Regions from separate parts of the Mus musculus genome. Here region 1 is linked to region 2. The links are chromatin loops, found by intact Hi-C in ENCODE. Cell type or tissue: left cerebral cortex. All regions are shown on one strand. Each heading gives the region's core, and the rest is flanking DNA. Links, peaks and the distances in the headings are about the cores only.

Region 1 (8,336 bases), core at 216-8,215, 440 kb before region 2:
GAAGCCATACACACACACCTTTCTTAAGTCTCTGTTAGCATTCTGTTTGTTCAGATCTCATTGACCAAGGTTAGACTCCTGGTTTGTTTCATCCAGAGTGAGTATGGAGACACTTTCTCAAAAGTGAAATGCAGACAAGTACTTTACAATGGAAAACACATAGGCATCACATTACAGTTAGTTCTAAGGACATTGAAAAGGCAAGTCCAATACAAAATACCCATTAAGGAAGAATTAAAGATTGGTGGGAATATGGTTATATGTGATGTTTACTGCTTTTTTGAAATAGAAAAATAAGTAATCCCAGTTCTTTGGGGGGATAGAGAGGAAGCAGGATCCGTAGATCAAGATCATTTTTTATGATGTGGTTTTGAGCCAACCTGGGCTGCATGAAATTCTGTCTCAAAAAGCAGAGAACAATTACTATCTGCCAATCATGCTATTAGATGCTAGAACACAATTGCATTAAACACATACCTTGCTCTTTATCTCTCATAGTTTACTTTTTTGAGGAGTCAAAAATGGACAAACTTTACTAACAAAGAACTATTGATTTCATCCAATACAATGAGGTGGGCCTGCTTCGACAATTTTTTGTTCATTGGCTCCTTCTGCCTACTACATGCCAGGCATTGGGTCAGATATAGAGGCTCAAAGGTAAAAGAAAAACAATATTGCTGCTTCATGGGGATAATAGGCCAGAGAGGTATTAAATGAGAAATGCTAAACATGGTAGCTCTTTTGAGATAGGAAAACAGAGGTTCTCACATGTGTGTAACAGGCTAGTTATCGCCCACTCTGGGTTCAGAAAATACTTCCTTTCGGGAGGTGATGATGAAAGCCAAGGTCTCCATGATGGGTGAGGATTTTCTAGACCAAATGAAGAGAAATAAGGGAAATGAAGGATGGAAAGAAATGAAGAGAGGGAGGGAAGGAGGAAGGAAGGCAGAGAGTGGAGAAGGAAGGAAGATAGGGACAGAGGGATGGTGTGGGAAAACATCTGGAGCCCAAGAGTTGTATATCTGAATGCCAGGAGGATAGCCAAGCTCTCCTGAGGAACCTACAAAGCAACAAGTTACAGGAATGCAGAAGAGACAGGAAGATGCTAGCCTGGAAACAGCCAGAACAGGGCAATACTCACTCTGCTGAGGACCACAGCCCACATTTCCTCTTGGCTGCTATCACTCAGGCTGAACAGGCGGTCCTTCAATTTGTTGTCCTTTATTTTATACTAATTGCTGCAAGAGTTCTTGCCTCTTGACCTCCATCCTCCCTCCCCACCTGCATGGTCAATTAGGTCCATGAGCCTTGAGTCACCAGAGGGTAGTTCAGGAAAATTCACTAGAGTCTGGGTTTGAACACTCAGGTTCTGAGGATCCAGCTGTATTACTGAGGGGATGCCTGGCTTTGAAAGGAGCATAATCCTTTTTTTTTTTCAACAGGAAGCCTGGGAATGAGGGCCTGCAGTTGGAGGCATGTCCATCTCACCAATGGACAAATAATAGGCTACATATGTGGAGAGGAGATTTGTAGTACAGCAGAGCTCTGCATGGTACAGTAGAGCTACATGTGAGATGGGAGAGGATGGCTCTGTGCTGTTGCATAATCGAGAGAGTTAGATTCCTGTGTCAACCACCTAGAGCCCAGCCAAAGAGGGCAACTTTCCACCCACTCCAACTTTTATTATGAGTTCACTGTCCATTAAAATTTACATCTTAATGTATACTTAAAATTATTTTTAACCTTTTAAATTTTTACAGACCTCCAAGAAGAAGGACCAAATCCAGAGCTGTGATGTAGAATGTCTTCTTGGTCCCTGCATTTTTAGAAATGGATTTCCAGTGAGTAAGTACTCTGGGCAGATGCAAACTTGGTTCTACTTTCAACTTTTGCAATTTCCTTTTCTGCTTCTTCTTTATCTTCGTCTTTATCCTCATCTTCTTTTGGGAATAAGAAGAAGTTTAAGTGTTAAAAGAAACGGGGAGTTCTGAGTAAACACTCTGACACCTCTTGGTATTCAGTTTCCTGCTTGCAGCTGGTGCTGTCTGCCAAGTCCAGGCTCCTGTCAGGCAGCTGGTCTTGGGCTGCTGTCAAGCGCTGCACTTGCACCGTGAAGCTTACACGCACTCATACCCCGCAAACTCGAGTCAATTTTCTACATCGTCGTGGAAGAGGGGTGGTGTTTATTGGAAGAGCTTGTCTTTTTCTAAGGACTGTCTACTCAGTGGATCAAAATCACACTTAAAAAAATTGCAAGAGAAATCCTGCGTAGAACCTGACTTAATTAGCACTAGCTTTCCTGATTTATTACAGTTTAGCATCTGCTCATTACTGGTGCCTCAGGCAGCTGGACACTGGGCACAAGTCAGAGAGGGACTCAGCTTTCCCTAATTGTGTTCTCCTGTTATCTCCTATCCTGTGGTCCCAGGGTGCACATTGTGAACCTTCAGCCCACCGCAATTAACTGTGCTCTCTTTCACATCACAGTCCTGTCTCCCAAAATGGAGCATTTGTGTTTGAATTTAAGCTTAAGTGTCCTCCTCTGCTGGATTTCAGACATGCTCAACTTGAGCTGGTTCTGAGACACCACTGGATACTTTCTTACAAAGGTTAAGTAGTTACCAGGAGAAAAGCTCAAATTTGAATGGGCCTGATCTCTTGGAGAACACTGTGTATCTTAAGAATCTTAAGGTGTTTCCAGTTGCTGGCTCAGCTGCCCTGGCTAGCCATCCCACGGAAAAAGAAGAAATGGTACATGGATATGAGGACTCCTCGCAGGAGCTTACAGTCCCAGCAAAGGGCAGTTCAGAGCACAACACAATTTCTGACATGTATTTTTCTAGAATGGCTGTATTACACCCATGTTTAAGTCCTTTGGAGCTGCCAGGGGAAGAGGTGATAAGTAAGGGCAGACAGAGAACGTCCCTAAAATCTTTGCCTCACACCATGTTCACAAGTCCACTATTGAAGTTATAGCAAGCTTCTCCAGAAAGGTCTCATGGGTTAAGTGTCAACACTTCAGTTGAGTCAATAATTGCTCTTGGCACTTCACATAGGTTCATGCTATAATAAAACAGTAAGTCTAGCTGGGCAGTGATGGCACATGCCTTTAATCCTAGCACTTGGGAGGCAGAGGCAGGTGGATTTCTGAGTTTGAGGCCAGCCTGGTCTACAGAGTGAGTTCCAGGACAGCCAGGGCTACACAGAGAAACCCTGTCTCAAAAAAAAAAAAAAAAAAAAAACCAAAACAACAACAACAAAAACCAAAAACAGAAACAACGCCCCCCCCCCCCAAAAAAAACAAACCAAAAACCAAAACCCAGTATGTCTAGATGGATACCACTGTTATTTCTGGTACACATTTGAAGAAGCAGATTCAAATGTTGCAAGTTCTCCTAAGATGAGTGAGTGATTCATTTACCTCCAAGGCCCCCATTGTGAGGACTGGAGGCTAAAGGCACTTCTGTCCTGCTACACGGCATGGGAAAGGCATGTGGCTTGACCTTGGGAAATGCCAGTAGCACACAAACACAAAATAGACACAGCACAGTGCCATGACAGAGTGAAAGAGGATAAAATGAGAGGTTGGTCAGGACATGGGCACTGGCAGATTTACCCAAGATAACTTAAGCTTCAATCTATGCAGAGGGAGCATGTGAACTGAGTGAGATCTGACTGCAGAAAAGGAGCTAACCAGAGATTACTCCAGATGGAAGAGATCGCTAAGCAGAGGGAACACCAGAAGAGGTCCCCAATTTTTGAGTTTAAGCATGACTGATTACAAAATCCTGGCTGGTGGCTGTCTTACTTACCACCCCAGATGCTATTACAGTAAACCACTCAGCAGCTGCTGAACTGAACTGATTATAGCTTAAAATTGTTGTTTTTCATTCATGAGACTACAGAGCTCTATCGTGGTAAATGACCTCACAGTGCACTGGAGAAAGCTAAGGCAGAGGTCAGACCCAAGCATTTTAACCCAAACCTGCTCTTGGCATGCCTCTTAATGCTACATGGTAACGACACCCAGAGCTAGCCATTTTTCTTGAGCAGAGCCTTGTTTAGACAAATCTGGCTAGGGATGTGACATCATCCACAAGAAAAAGAAAATCTGCTATGGGTTGTTTGCCAAACATTTTTCCCTGAGGTTAAAAACACTGTAGTATTTTTAAACTATGCAAGCAAAAATCACTCCCCCACCCCACCCCCCCTGCACACAAGGACCCAGTTCTTGCCAAGATTGCTAAATTGGCAGGGCAAAGGGCCCCACACCATCTGTCCTCACATTGGCTGAATTCAGGTCTTGAAGGAAGAGTTGGATTAAGAAAAAGAAAAATAGCATGGAATATGGCTGAGGAATCCCATGATAGACTCTCAGGGTGAGCACTCACGGTGAACAGGCTGCAGGTAGCCTGAAGACAGACTCAGAATAGAGAAGGAGAGGAAGGAGGCTGAGGTGAATACCTATGGTGGACCTGGCTCTGTGGTGTTATGGAGGGATAGGACTGCTCACCTCTCTCCTTCATTCTCTGTCTTTCTGTCTGTCTGTCTGTCTGTCTGTCTGTCTGTCTGTCTGTCTGTCTCTCGCTTTCTGTATAAAGGAGAAGGAAATCTTGGATACTTCCCTGTCTTTAAGGAAGTCAGGAACATTATACTGGTATGAATAGCACAGTCACATTTTCAAAGCTCTTGCCTACACCATGCATTGCTTCATTTGCATTTGAGGCTACACACCCCCATCCTCATTATAACATGGCTCAGTGGTTAAGAGCACTGACTGCTCTTCCAAAGGTCCTGAGTTTAATTCCCAGCAACCACATGGTGGCTCACAACCATCTGTAATGGAATCTGATGCCCTCTTCTGGTGTGTCTGAAGACAGCTACAGGGTACTCCTATAAATAAAATCAATAAATCTTTAGAAAATAAAAAGACATTTGAGATTTAAAGATACTCATTAAAGAATCTCATCGGGACCCTGGAGCTGGTGGAACACTGAGCAAGGATGGGCTCTCATATCCAATCTTCAGAACACTTGTCCCAGACCTGGCTTTTTTCGGTCTTTGAACAGAAGAAACAAAGGCACTGTGCAGTGAAGCATCAGCACTGAATTCTCGTCAGCAGACAGGCTGAGACCTGATCCCAAGTCTCCAGGTTTTATATGGATCCTAGTAAGGTAAACACTCTCTAATTCTAGGGTCTCTTAGGGAGCAGTAGGGGCATGGCTCCTTAGCTAATGGTCTTCTGTACATGCCAGTGCAGCCATTGTAAAATTAGTGTGGACATTAAAACTAAAGAGTCAAATGGCTGGGGCTGAAGAGCTGGCTCAGCAGGGAAAAATACCTGCTGCCTTTTTGCAGAGGATGTGGGTTCAGTTCCTAGCACCCATATATTGCTTTACAACTGTCTGTAAGTTCAGGTTCACGGGATCTGATGCTTCTGGCCTCTGTGGACACCCGGACTAGCACAGTTCTCGTGCATATGTGCAGGCACTAACAATGAAATGAAAACATCTTAAGAAAGGCCCAGTGCTGGGTGTGGGAAGCACTTTCAGAGTTGGCGTTGGTCAGTAAGGTCCCATAACACCCCTTCCTCCATGCACTATTGCTCTTGCTCTTGGTTACCTTCTTGGACTTGAGGGTAAGTCCCTATTGCTAAGGACCACATACATGAGTTAGAGCATGGCGAAATTTATAAGCTCCATCCCTATAGGTTAGCTTTCATAATGCTGAAAAGTTCTATCATACTACTGGGGAAGAAGGTTCTCTATGGCCTTTGTATCAGCTCTGGCCTCCAGGTTCCAGCCCTGCTTTAATTCCTGTTCTGATTTCTTCCGGTGATGGATTGTAATTTCAAAGTGTGAACCCAATAATAGATCCTTTTTCCCTCAACTTGATTTTTGGTCATGATACTTTGTCACAGCAATAAAACCTAACTAAGATAAAGTGGTGTCAGATTTGGGCATTGCTACGATATATATGCATGACTGTGCTTTTGTTTGGAGGGATGTTGATTTTGGAGTTTTGAATTAGGAAAGCAATGGAATGGTTTAAGCATAGCAAGAACATGGAATTACAGTCTTGTGAAGATTATTTGAAGTGCTGGGGGCTTGGCTCAAAGGTTTCAGAGAAGAATTTTAGTATGTTGCCTAGAGATCATTCTTGTGATATTTTGGTGAAGAATGTGGCTGCTTTTTGCCTTTGTCTGAAGAGTCTGGCCGAGGCTCTAAAGTGAAGAGTTTTAGATTAATTATGTTGACAAAGGAAATCTCAAACAAAGCCTAGCATAGACTGTACTGTGGTTTAGTCTTATGAAGAGCATTTTGATCAAGCCTAGCAAGCTTAGAAAGGAAAAATACAAAATGTATTCTTTAAGGATTGAAGGGACACCAGGAAGTGAAATGGATTAAATAATCTCATTAAGGATATTAAATAGGATTAAGGGGGTGGTAGCCTTGGGGCAAGATGCTACCCAGCTAAGCTTATTGTTTATGCAGTGACAGTTGTAAGAAGTTATACCATGTTAGGCATTATTATGGCCTGGTTAATGTTTTCATTTGGACATAAGGAGATATGGTTGTGTGTCAAATTGACAAGGGATGATTTTTGACGATTATTCACAGTCATCAACTTGACTATATCTGGAGTGAGCTACAATGTAGAACTGATAAAGATCTTGTGAAAAGGAATTAAGGAAAAGCTTAGGTCCAGGCATTGTGGTATATGTCTTTAATCCCAGCACTCAGGTATGCAGATTTCTGAGTTCAAGGTCAGTCTACAGACCAAGTTCCAGGACAGCCAAGCTTAGGTAGTAAAGGAAATCACTGAAAGCAGAAAGTTGGTGACGATATTCTAGAACAAAAGGTCCATGTTCCAGGTACAGCAAATAGCAGAACTCAGCAGCTTTGGCCATATGGGTCTGGCTTTAGAGTAAAGAATAGAAGGGGTTACTATGGCAATCGTTGCTAGTTAGCTGGAGCTAAGAAATTAATGGTGATTAAGATGAGGCCAGTATCATTGAGGCAAAATCTTCTGGGAAGTATTTTCTGAGAGCACAAAGAAGCTGTGGTCCAGAGATAGATATCCTGCTGGCAGCCAGACTTGGTAATATGTAAGAATCATACAGATAGTACTGGTTTTGAAGGTGTGAAGGAGTCATGGAGAGTAGCTGAGGTTTGACACTGTGTGAGATCAAGAGAGGCCATTGGTGATGGTGCAGCCCAGGACTGAAGGTGTCATGCAAAGAAGTTGAGGCTTGGCACCATGAACAGAGTCTATGAGAGGCTGTTGGTGAAGCCTTTGAGCTTTCCTATGCTCAAGCTCTGCCCAGTGTGGAGTAGCCTCCTCCTGGATGCCCTGAGAACAAGATATAGTACTGTTGGCTTCTCTAGCATTATGTCTGTCTGCAGGCTGTCATGCTTCCTGCTATGCTGATAATGATAATGCTGATAATACCTCTGAAACTGTAAGCCAGCCTTAATCAAATGTTTGCCTTTATAAGAGCTGCCTTGGTCATGGTGTCTCTTCACAGTGATAAAATCCTAAGATAATGTCCATCAACAAATGAGTGAATGATGAAAATGTGATATGTATACACAATCTAATTTTATTCAGCTACAAAGAGAAATTAAATTCTAAAATTTGTAGCAGAATGGATGAATCTGCAAAATGTTATATTAAGCAAGGCAATCCAACCTAGAAAGGCAAATATTCAATGTTTACTTTCATATGTGTATTCCAGTTCTCCTCTCTCTCTCTCTCTCTCTCTGTATGTATGTATGTATGTATGTATGTATGTATGTTGTATACACAAGTGCATATATGTATGTGGAAGCCAGAGGTTAATGTTGGCTGTCTTTCTGGATTGTTCTTCACCTCATTTTTTGGGACAGTCTCTTAGTGTATCTGGAGCTTTTCTATTCTACCAGACTGCCTGCAATGATCTAATGAGTTCCAGGAAGCCATGCATCTCTCTCTCTCTCTCTCTCTCTCTCTCTCTCTCTCTCCTCCCCCAACCCATGTTTGGGTTACAAGATGCATATGGGCATGCAAGGATATCCTTGGGTCCTTATGATAGAGGCATTTTTATGACCAAGCTGTCTCCCCATCTCCCCAGCCCTAGGGGAAAAGTGTGTGTGTGTGTTTCTGTGTGTTTTAGTGTGAATATAGGTCATGAACCTAGAAAGGGGATCATGATAGGGGAATGATTTTTTTTGAGGATGGAGGAAGGGAAATTGAGCTCACGTGACATGAAGCTGGAAAGAAGTCTACTGGGGGTAGTAGAGTAAGAAGTGGGAAGGGGATGGGGCAGAAACATGAGAGTAAGATGATTCATGATT
Region 2 (8,336 bases), core at 271-8,270:
GTCACTTCACATTCAAATAACAACTCATAAGAAATAGGAAGTGAAGGTGAGAGCACTTACATGAACTTGAGCTACTCCATTCAAGGCTAAGTCCATGATTTTTTTTCTTTGAAAACTCCTTGAGAGAAATCGAAGACTGGGTATCAGCTACCTGCATCATCACTGGCTTTAATGCAGCCCCAAGTAACCAGCAGGGGACTGTGGGAACATGTTGGATCAGCTTTGGAAACACATATAGTGCCACTGGGCTTCTGTCCTTGGCCTTTCTAGTGTATGCACACTAATTGGCCTGGGAAGTCCTGGGTATTTGCCTCCTTAAAAGACTTGGCTGATTCAATGGAGGTTCCTCTGAAAATGCAGCCAGCTTGAGACCTTCTCAAGGTGGGTTTAATTGCTCTCTTCTCTTAGGTTAGTGTGTTGCTTCCATTGGGGGATCCCAGCTATAATCTTTCACTTTCCATGCCTATGTGTATTATGTTGTAATAATAGATATATTTTCAAAAACCAGTGCTGTTTCATAAGATGTGTTTTCCTTATATGATGAGGACATGGGATGTGGAGAGAAAGGTTTTGCTCCACAGGGACCCAGGCCAATATAGACAGGATGTAGTAAGGATGTGTCTTTCAAGGTCATGTCCATTTCCAGGCAGATGGAAAAACAAATCATGAATAATCATGGTGATGATTTTGAAAGATGAGAATAGGAAATAGCAGGTGTCCCTCTGTCGTGAGCAGCAGATCCCAGAGAGGTGAGGAGGTGTGCGCTCAGGATGGCTTATCATATGAAACTTCTGCATCAAGACTACATAGAATTTGTTTAGTGAGGCAGGACATTGAAGACTTAGGAGAGTGGCTCCTGGATCATGATTATGTAACTTGAACCCTGATTATCCATCTTCTTCATCAATGGTTTCCTTACCTGTGAAACAGTCTTGATAATATGTGTTGGAATAAACACAAGGATTCTTAGGAGTTAAAGGCATAACCACATTGGCAATGTTCCATGATTGGGTGAAAGCATGCTATTTGTTATTTATTTAGTGGTACCGGGGATCAAAACCAGGGTCTTACCCAGGTACTCCATCATTGATCTACATCCTTAGGCCTCATTCTAGTTTTCCAGTTTCCTTGTGATAGATACAACAGATGAGTGATGTCTAGCCTGGTAGAGGAGTTATCAGCATCCCTATAGATGTGCTGGCATTTCCTCTGCCACTGCTTTTCTGGATATCAGTTGGTATTCCCAATTCATCCAGTTTTTATTTAACCTGAATTGATCATCTTTGTCTGTCATCAAAACTCTGTAACTTGTTCCCTAGATCACCTTGTGTTCATTTATGAATGGGTTGGCATGAACTAGGAGTATTCCAAGCCTGCAACTAGTACTAAAATTCCAACAACTCTGCTTCCTCCTACCTAATTTTTTTAAAAGCAATTAACATCTTGGATACACATATAAAGAGATTATTCTACTTATAACAAATAATTTATGCATGCAGGATACTGCACCCTGACAAGCCAGATGGGTGCTGTTATTTTATTCTTTCTTGAGTTTTATGGTAAAGGTTACTTCATACTCATGTTTACAAAGGTGGGCTATATGCAGTTGTTATGGGATTTATTTCATTTTTATAATCACATTTTTCTAAGATTAATATTATAAATACAGCCATCAATTTAACCTCAATTGGCACACATGTGAGATGCTTTGCATTATCACATTTATGTGTGTATGTGTGCATGTGTATATGTGTGTGCCTGGGTGTGTGTGTGTGTGTGTGTGTGTGTGTGTGTGTGTGTGTGTATTCTCTCAAGCCACAGCATGTATGTGGTGGTCATGGGGAAAACTGACAGGATTGGGTCTTCTCTTGAACACATGGGTGCCAAGGATGGAGCTTAGCTTATTGGGATTGGTAACAAGAGCCCTTACCCATTCAACTACCTCTCTGGCTGATTAAATTTGCATTTCACAATGCTATAGCAGCTCTTCGTGTAGATATTGATTGTATAGCCTCTTTTCCTACTGCCTCATATTAAAAATCTCTATTGGGCCATGAGTATTTATCAGGTCCTGAAATTATTTTTGTATCCCAAATATAACCACTCCATTGCTACATACACCAAAGTCTCTCTTATTCTGGGCTTTCAACACACTTCTGTATTTCCCCCCCTCTAATTTCTTTAAGGCTCCATTTGCTTGGGCTAATTAACTCACTATTGGCCCCATTTCCTTATCATATTTTTGAAGACAACCAACTGTGTCCTTTTCAAGTCTGCCCTATGATGACAATGGCCTTACATCCATCCATTTAGGAAATTTTTATGACTTGGTGAATCTAGGTGATGACTTTCTGATTTTAAGGGGTTGTTTTCTTAAAGTCTATTCTATGGTTATGGTGTATAGTCAAGGTTCATTGCCCCCAACCACTGCCTAAGTTGGGTCTTCCTCTCTCAAATCTATGGGCTAGGAGTCTGAGAAAATCACAAATAAGTGCACCCAGGCATTGTGAGGGCGCGATTCCTAACATGTTCTAAGTTGACACAGTTCAGTGTTGCTTCTAATTCTTCATATTAAGGTTGAGGGCTTGACATGGGATCTCACGGCTGGGAATTAGTGGCAGATCTGAGCAATCTAGACATGCAGCTTATAAATATTAAAACTGAGTTGTGTGTTTTTGCACAGGCTTATTGGAGCTGGAGATTTACTGCAGAAATTTACTACAGAGCTACACTCACATCCTCCATCTTCTATCCTTCTAGTTTTTATTTTTATTTATTTTTTAGAAAGAGTCTCACTAAATTACTGGGGCTGGACCTTGAACATGCCCTTTAGCCCACATTGACCTGTGGTTGTAATCGCTTTGCCTCAACTTTTCAAATAGTTGGATATAATAACTGCCATTATGCTCAAATTTAAACATTAACACTGAACATTAGCAAATGAAAACAAAGTACAAAATTATGTGGCCATGAGTTCCCCCCATCCCTCCTCTACCCCAAATTCAAGTAATATATTTCATTTTCAGCTTTTCCTGCTAGTGTATTAACTGGAGGAAATCAGTAAGTCTTTGAGTAATTCCACCTTTAATGAACTCAATTTGCTTTCTCTTTTCATCCATGAACTAGAACCTAAGATTTTGCTTTTGAATGCATGTCCAGAGAGAAATGGTATTTTCAAGAACAAAGAAAAATAATTACTTTTAATTTAAAACTTGTGTTAGGTGAATTAACACTACTTGGGCTCACTATTACCATTCAGTAAAAAATAATTGATCATGGTATCTTAGCAACAGTGAGTTCATGAATGGAGGCAATTCTGGTTAGCTTGCCCTATGTCAGATAACGACAGTTTCCTCGGGGCAACATAAAAATTACCTTTTTTTCCAGATAAAATAGATTGAAGCAAAAGTTCTGTTATACTATAAATTTTCCCTTGTATTCTTTGAACTCTTAACTTTGCTACTCAAGATCTGGTCACGATCGGACTTTTCTTAACACAGAAGTACTGTTTGTTCTTCCTCCTCCTTTATTACAACTTAGTCTGGTGCAACAATCCTAGATGTGGGTGTAAAGTCTTTGCATCCCACATGCACAGCACCACATCTTTTACTTAAGTTTGGAGATGATGAAAGTTTCTTCTGTTGTCTAAGCATAATATCATTCCAAACCTGGAGGTAATCACAAGTTAACTTTCTTAGTCACGGGGTATTGAAGTGTTACAGTGAATGTTGTGGATATAAAGATTATGAGATGTAATTATTATTGATGTTACTGTTATAATTATGCCTTGGGGCTAGATAAGGCATGCACCAGTATACAAAGATACACTTCACAAAGCATAGTCATAGCATTGCTTCAACAGGGTATCCACTAAGGCATTTTCTCCAATCATCTGATAGAACTGTTGAACTAATCCATTTCAAGCTGTTCTTTAATTTGGCAAAGCCGGGCAGGGAAAATGACTGATGCCTGTGTATGGATGACCATATGACATTAGAAGTTAAATTAGCCTTTTTATTCCCCAAGACCTTGTGGCAGCATGTCCCATTCTGAGTCAGAACTGTTCATTCCAGACTTCCTTTAGGTCATTCTGAGACACCCTCGTTGCCCAGAGGTTATCTATCCTACACACTCCTCTCCAAAAGCTCTATTGCAATACTTCTTTCTTATAAACTTCCGACTCTTCCTCACCTCCTGCAATAAAAGATGTGGACTGCTGTGCTCTGGCTTGCAAATTGCTTTTCCCACCAGTCTAAATGGCAGGTTGCTGAAACAGAGCATGCTGCTCTATCCATCAAGGCAACTGCACATGTGACTTCTGTTTGCTCACAATGTCCTTTCTCCTCGTTTTACCCAATTAACTCCTATCCTTCTCTGACCCAGGTCTTCAGTGACATTCAGCAGCATGTCTCCAGTGACCTCTTGCCCTTGAAAGAAATAACCTTTTCGTCCATTTAGCTAATTGTGTACCTTGTCTGTAGCTGTCATTGAATGCCTCACATCCAATCCTGCTTCTTCGAAGAGAATGTAAACTTTAAGGGTTTGAGGACCACGTGAAATGTATTTTAAAATGTAGACTAATGCCTATCAACAGGCTAATCTCTGCTGTACTGATTTCTATCAGTTTGAATGTCATTGGGAAATTACTTCACTTTCAACTAAAGTAGCATTTATTTTGCCTGTGCTATGTGACATCAGTGAGGATCCCTAGAAGATCAGCTGTGAAGAATGCAGAGGGATCTCTGCTTTGGTAGAAGTTTCCTCTCTAGATACAGGCAGGCTTATTATAAATACAGGTTCCACTGAATCAAAAGCTCCAGGAGAGGGGGGATGTGTCTTCTATCGAAATTGCTCTCTATGCATGGACACTGTCTGCCTTCAATACGTACTAAATAAGTGATTGGGCTGGACAGTCCCACCTCCTCTACAACAAATTAGGTTCATGATTTGCAGTTTTGTCTATTGGCATTTTAAAATCTAGAATCCATGTTGAGCAATGGATCACACCAGAGTGTCTGGCTCTAATTTTAGGAGACAGAATGTTACAGGGCTAACAACCATCTGTTTCCTTTGAGCAAATCTGTAACTGTGAAGTGTGAATACAGATTTTTATAGCATTTATTGAATTTTTAAACTACACCATTTTTGATTTATAGAAGGAAATTTAGAATTTTTTTAAAGCAAGAAAAAAAGTGAAATTTATTTAGAGGTAATTTTTGTAAACTGTGACTGAGTCTTCATTTTACCTTTTAGCTTTTATATGTATCTGCAAAACATTGTATGTATATATATGTGTGTGGGGGGGGTATACATATATATATATACATATCTCACATGGTATAATTAAGTTATGAATATAAGTAATGTGTAATAATAATACATGGTTAATTTGTGGTATATTATAATACTTAATAAAACAATATTATCTGTATTTCCCAAAGCTACAGTATTTGTGTTAATGGACACATGTTCAGTGTGTATAATATACCTGTAGTCTCTTATGTGAAGTTTACAGGAATCTGTAGATTATTTTCCCTTAGATTTTACTGGCAATTATTTCTTTAATCAAGAATTTGTAAAATTACATACAGCCAGTGACTGTAAAAATGCAAATTAAAATGAATCTTACTCTTGCGTATATAACTCAGGGAACTCCCCCTCTTAGCTCCTCTCCATAGCACTCAAATCTATACATGCCAGAGAACAGGGACACAGGAAGCTTGGGCCTAGGGAATAAAGGATTTAAGGATGTATTGGGTGGCACCCTCACAAGGTAGGCAGATTTATACCCATGTTACCATGGACCTCAGATGTGGCTCAAATGACATCAGTAGGCTAACTTGCCAGGACTGACTGAAGAAGTGTGGGGGATCTCGTAGGTATCCTTAATCATTTTGAAGTTACTCCCCTCACCTAGAACATAAATTCCTGCTAACTGCTATGGTTAATGAACACACTCCTCTATGTATGCTTTAAGTGTTATGTATCCACAAGAAATAGGACGATTCTTATTACACTTACTTTAAATACAACGAAAATGTCTAAAATTTAACTAAAATTTACCCACAAGTATTAGATTTTTAGAAACACTGTGCTGTGGATAAGCAAATATTTTTAATTGTATTACCCAGTGAACAATGATAGCAATTAATAAATATCCTTGGGTTAATGTACGAATATATGAAAATGCATACATCTGTTTCAGGTCTGATGCATGGTAGGTTATATGTGGCCATACGATATTAATAAGCACATGGGCTCCTCCATTATTTAACTTAGAGTATTAAATATTAAATCAAAATGCTTTCTAGAATTTGCATCATACTGTCTATATAATTACCTGTATTTCTGCATATTGCTTTTTTTCAATAAGCAAAACATTTTGAACACTGTCTTCCTGTCATAAATATACTTTAAATGCAGCTGAAACTATTCCCTCAAGCTTGTTTTCTTAGACATTGTAGTCATCTGTAAAAACATGAAAATGACAAGCATTTATTGACTATTTTCTGTGTATTAGAAGTGCTAAAAATTTCCAAACATATTCTCATTTCTTGCATGTGAAGCTTAAAGAATTAAAGTTAAGTTTCTAACTTCCTCTTGTGATGTTGTTAAATGTTTTCAGAAACAACACAATCCTATTATGCTAAGCTGAGTTAGAAAGCTTCTAAAAATTATGAACAGCAAGCATTGACTACTTCCTCTTCTAGGCAGGAGATAAGGCCATTTAAGAAAGCTAACTTTAGGAATAGGTGTTTTGTTTTCTAGATGAGTGAGGCAAAGCCTTCTGCTTTCAGAGGTCTTCTTATTCTTCAATCAGCTACATGAGATAGTCTCAACATCTCCAATCTCTGATGATCAGTTGTATCCCTGACTTAAACCCTCCTCAGAAACAAGGCTTCTATAACAATGCCAGACACACTACCTTAACAACAAAATAGTTTCCTTTGTCCCTGGTTCTGGAGGTGCAGATTTTGTAATGCTACTTCTATAGTCAAGTCTACTTTGTCAACTTCCAAGAAAATCCTCTCCTGGCTTCAGTTGGCATCCAGTGTTCTTTGCTTTTATGACATCATGACTACATTCTGGGTCTCCACCAGCTTCACAGATCCTTCTCTTTTATGACCTTTCCTCTGTCATTTCCTTTTAGTTCTTGTAAAGATACCCTACTAGATCAGTTCAACGCTCATGAGTACCTGTGAGGCTGTGTTCTCAACATCTATACCACAAAGATACCTGCAAAGACCTTTATCCCATAAACCCATCGTATGCCATGGTACTGGATGAGACAGACTTTTGACCACCAGTATTCAACCCACTGTACCATAGAATCCCAGTCTCTGCCTTTTGAAAAATTATATAAACAGCAAGTTCTGGGTTTTTTTTTTTGAGTGTATAAGGGTGAATAAAGGAATGAATGTGCTGCAATCATTATTGGTCTCAATCTTGCTAGGTTACTTTCTGTGAAATCACAGTGGCATCCTAGCTCCACCTCTCTGAACAGAGCTTTGAGTCCAGATATCTGAATCACCCCTGTTGCTCTTTCTCCCCTACCTGCTATGAGTGTTTAGCCAAGCAATTTAAGCCTTCAGAATTCAGGTATAGCTTATATCAAACAGAAAAGGCTGTACAAGGTTGCCGTGACGTTTTAGGTACCACTATGTGTGCAAGCTACTTAGTCTCCTGGCACACAACGAACCTTTGGTGTGTGTCTAGAGTTTACACCTTGGCCTTTTTCTGACTTCCATTTCTAATTTGGGTTTCTTTCACAGGTGCCAGACCAAAGAATCATATCCACTAAGTGTAGGCTCAGCTGTAACTCTCTGAGAGTAATTTTCTCCTGTATTTTAAGTTCATGTGAGGCAGCTCACTCTTATGCTAATGTTCTGACAAGATATGAGAAGCTAAATCTGTCATCCTTGGAGGGTTTTTTTCCCCCCACTTCGCAGAAGCTATTGTCCTAGCCTGTTCAGGATTTATTAAATTCCTCTCCCATGATTTCTCATTTTAGACAACCAAGATGGCAGGCTGTTCTTGATTCCTACAAGCCCCAACCCACACCTGAAACAAGAAGGGCCAAGCACATACTTCCAATGGCTGGAAGACATTCATTCTTCATGCCTACATATTCTGTTTCCTCCTCAGGGTCAAGAACATATTTCCTTCTCTGCTCCATGAAATAAAAATTTCAATCTGAGCCAGCTTCACTTCCCTTTCTCACACAATGGCTTGTGTCTGAGCATCAGAACAAATCCCAGTTTACCTATATGACTGGGCTCAGCACCAGATTCAGAACTATCCTTCTGTATTTGCTCTGTAAGTTGAGAGGATGTTCG

What was found. A loop is a pair of places that touch in the nucleus more often than their neighbours do. Peaks named below come from ENCODE experiments on the same cell type or tissue, not always from the same donor. Only the 100,000 strongest peaks of a DNase experiment are listed, where the experiment ranks them.
Region 1: it touches region 2 in a loop (3-fold over the local background); 2 of 42 quality-filtered maps call a loop at or near these places.

What each region holds. Positions count from the first base shown.
Region 1 is chr5:38,878,133-38,886,468 of GRCm38, forward strand. No RefSeq gene overlaps it. Among named protein-coding and RNA genes, the nearest start is that of Clnk, 5.6 kb to the left of the region's middle. In left cerebral cortex, for the core only: a CTCF peak has its summit at 4,873 (motif pointing left); DNase peaks (open chromatin) are centred at 2,082, 2,584, 3,839, 4,065 and 1 more place; H3K27ac peaks cover 1,589 bases.
Region 2 is chr5:39,320,696-39,329,031 of GRCm38, forward strand. It overlaps LOC115490181 (a long non-coding RNA gene), which reads left to right. Exons shown (of 4, transcript XR_003955907.1): 4 at 8,012-8,087. Among named protein-coding and RNA genes, the nearest start is that of Gm40292, 18 kb to the left of the region's middle. In left cerebral cortex, for the core only: no CTCF peak of the experiment used is centred there; DNase peaks (open chromatin) are centred at 4,922 and 7,811; H3K27ac peaks cover 834 bases.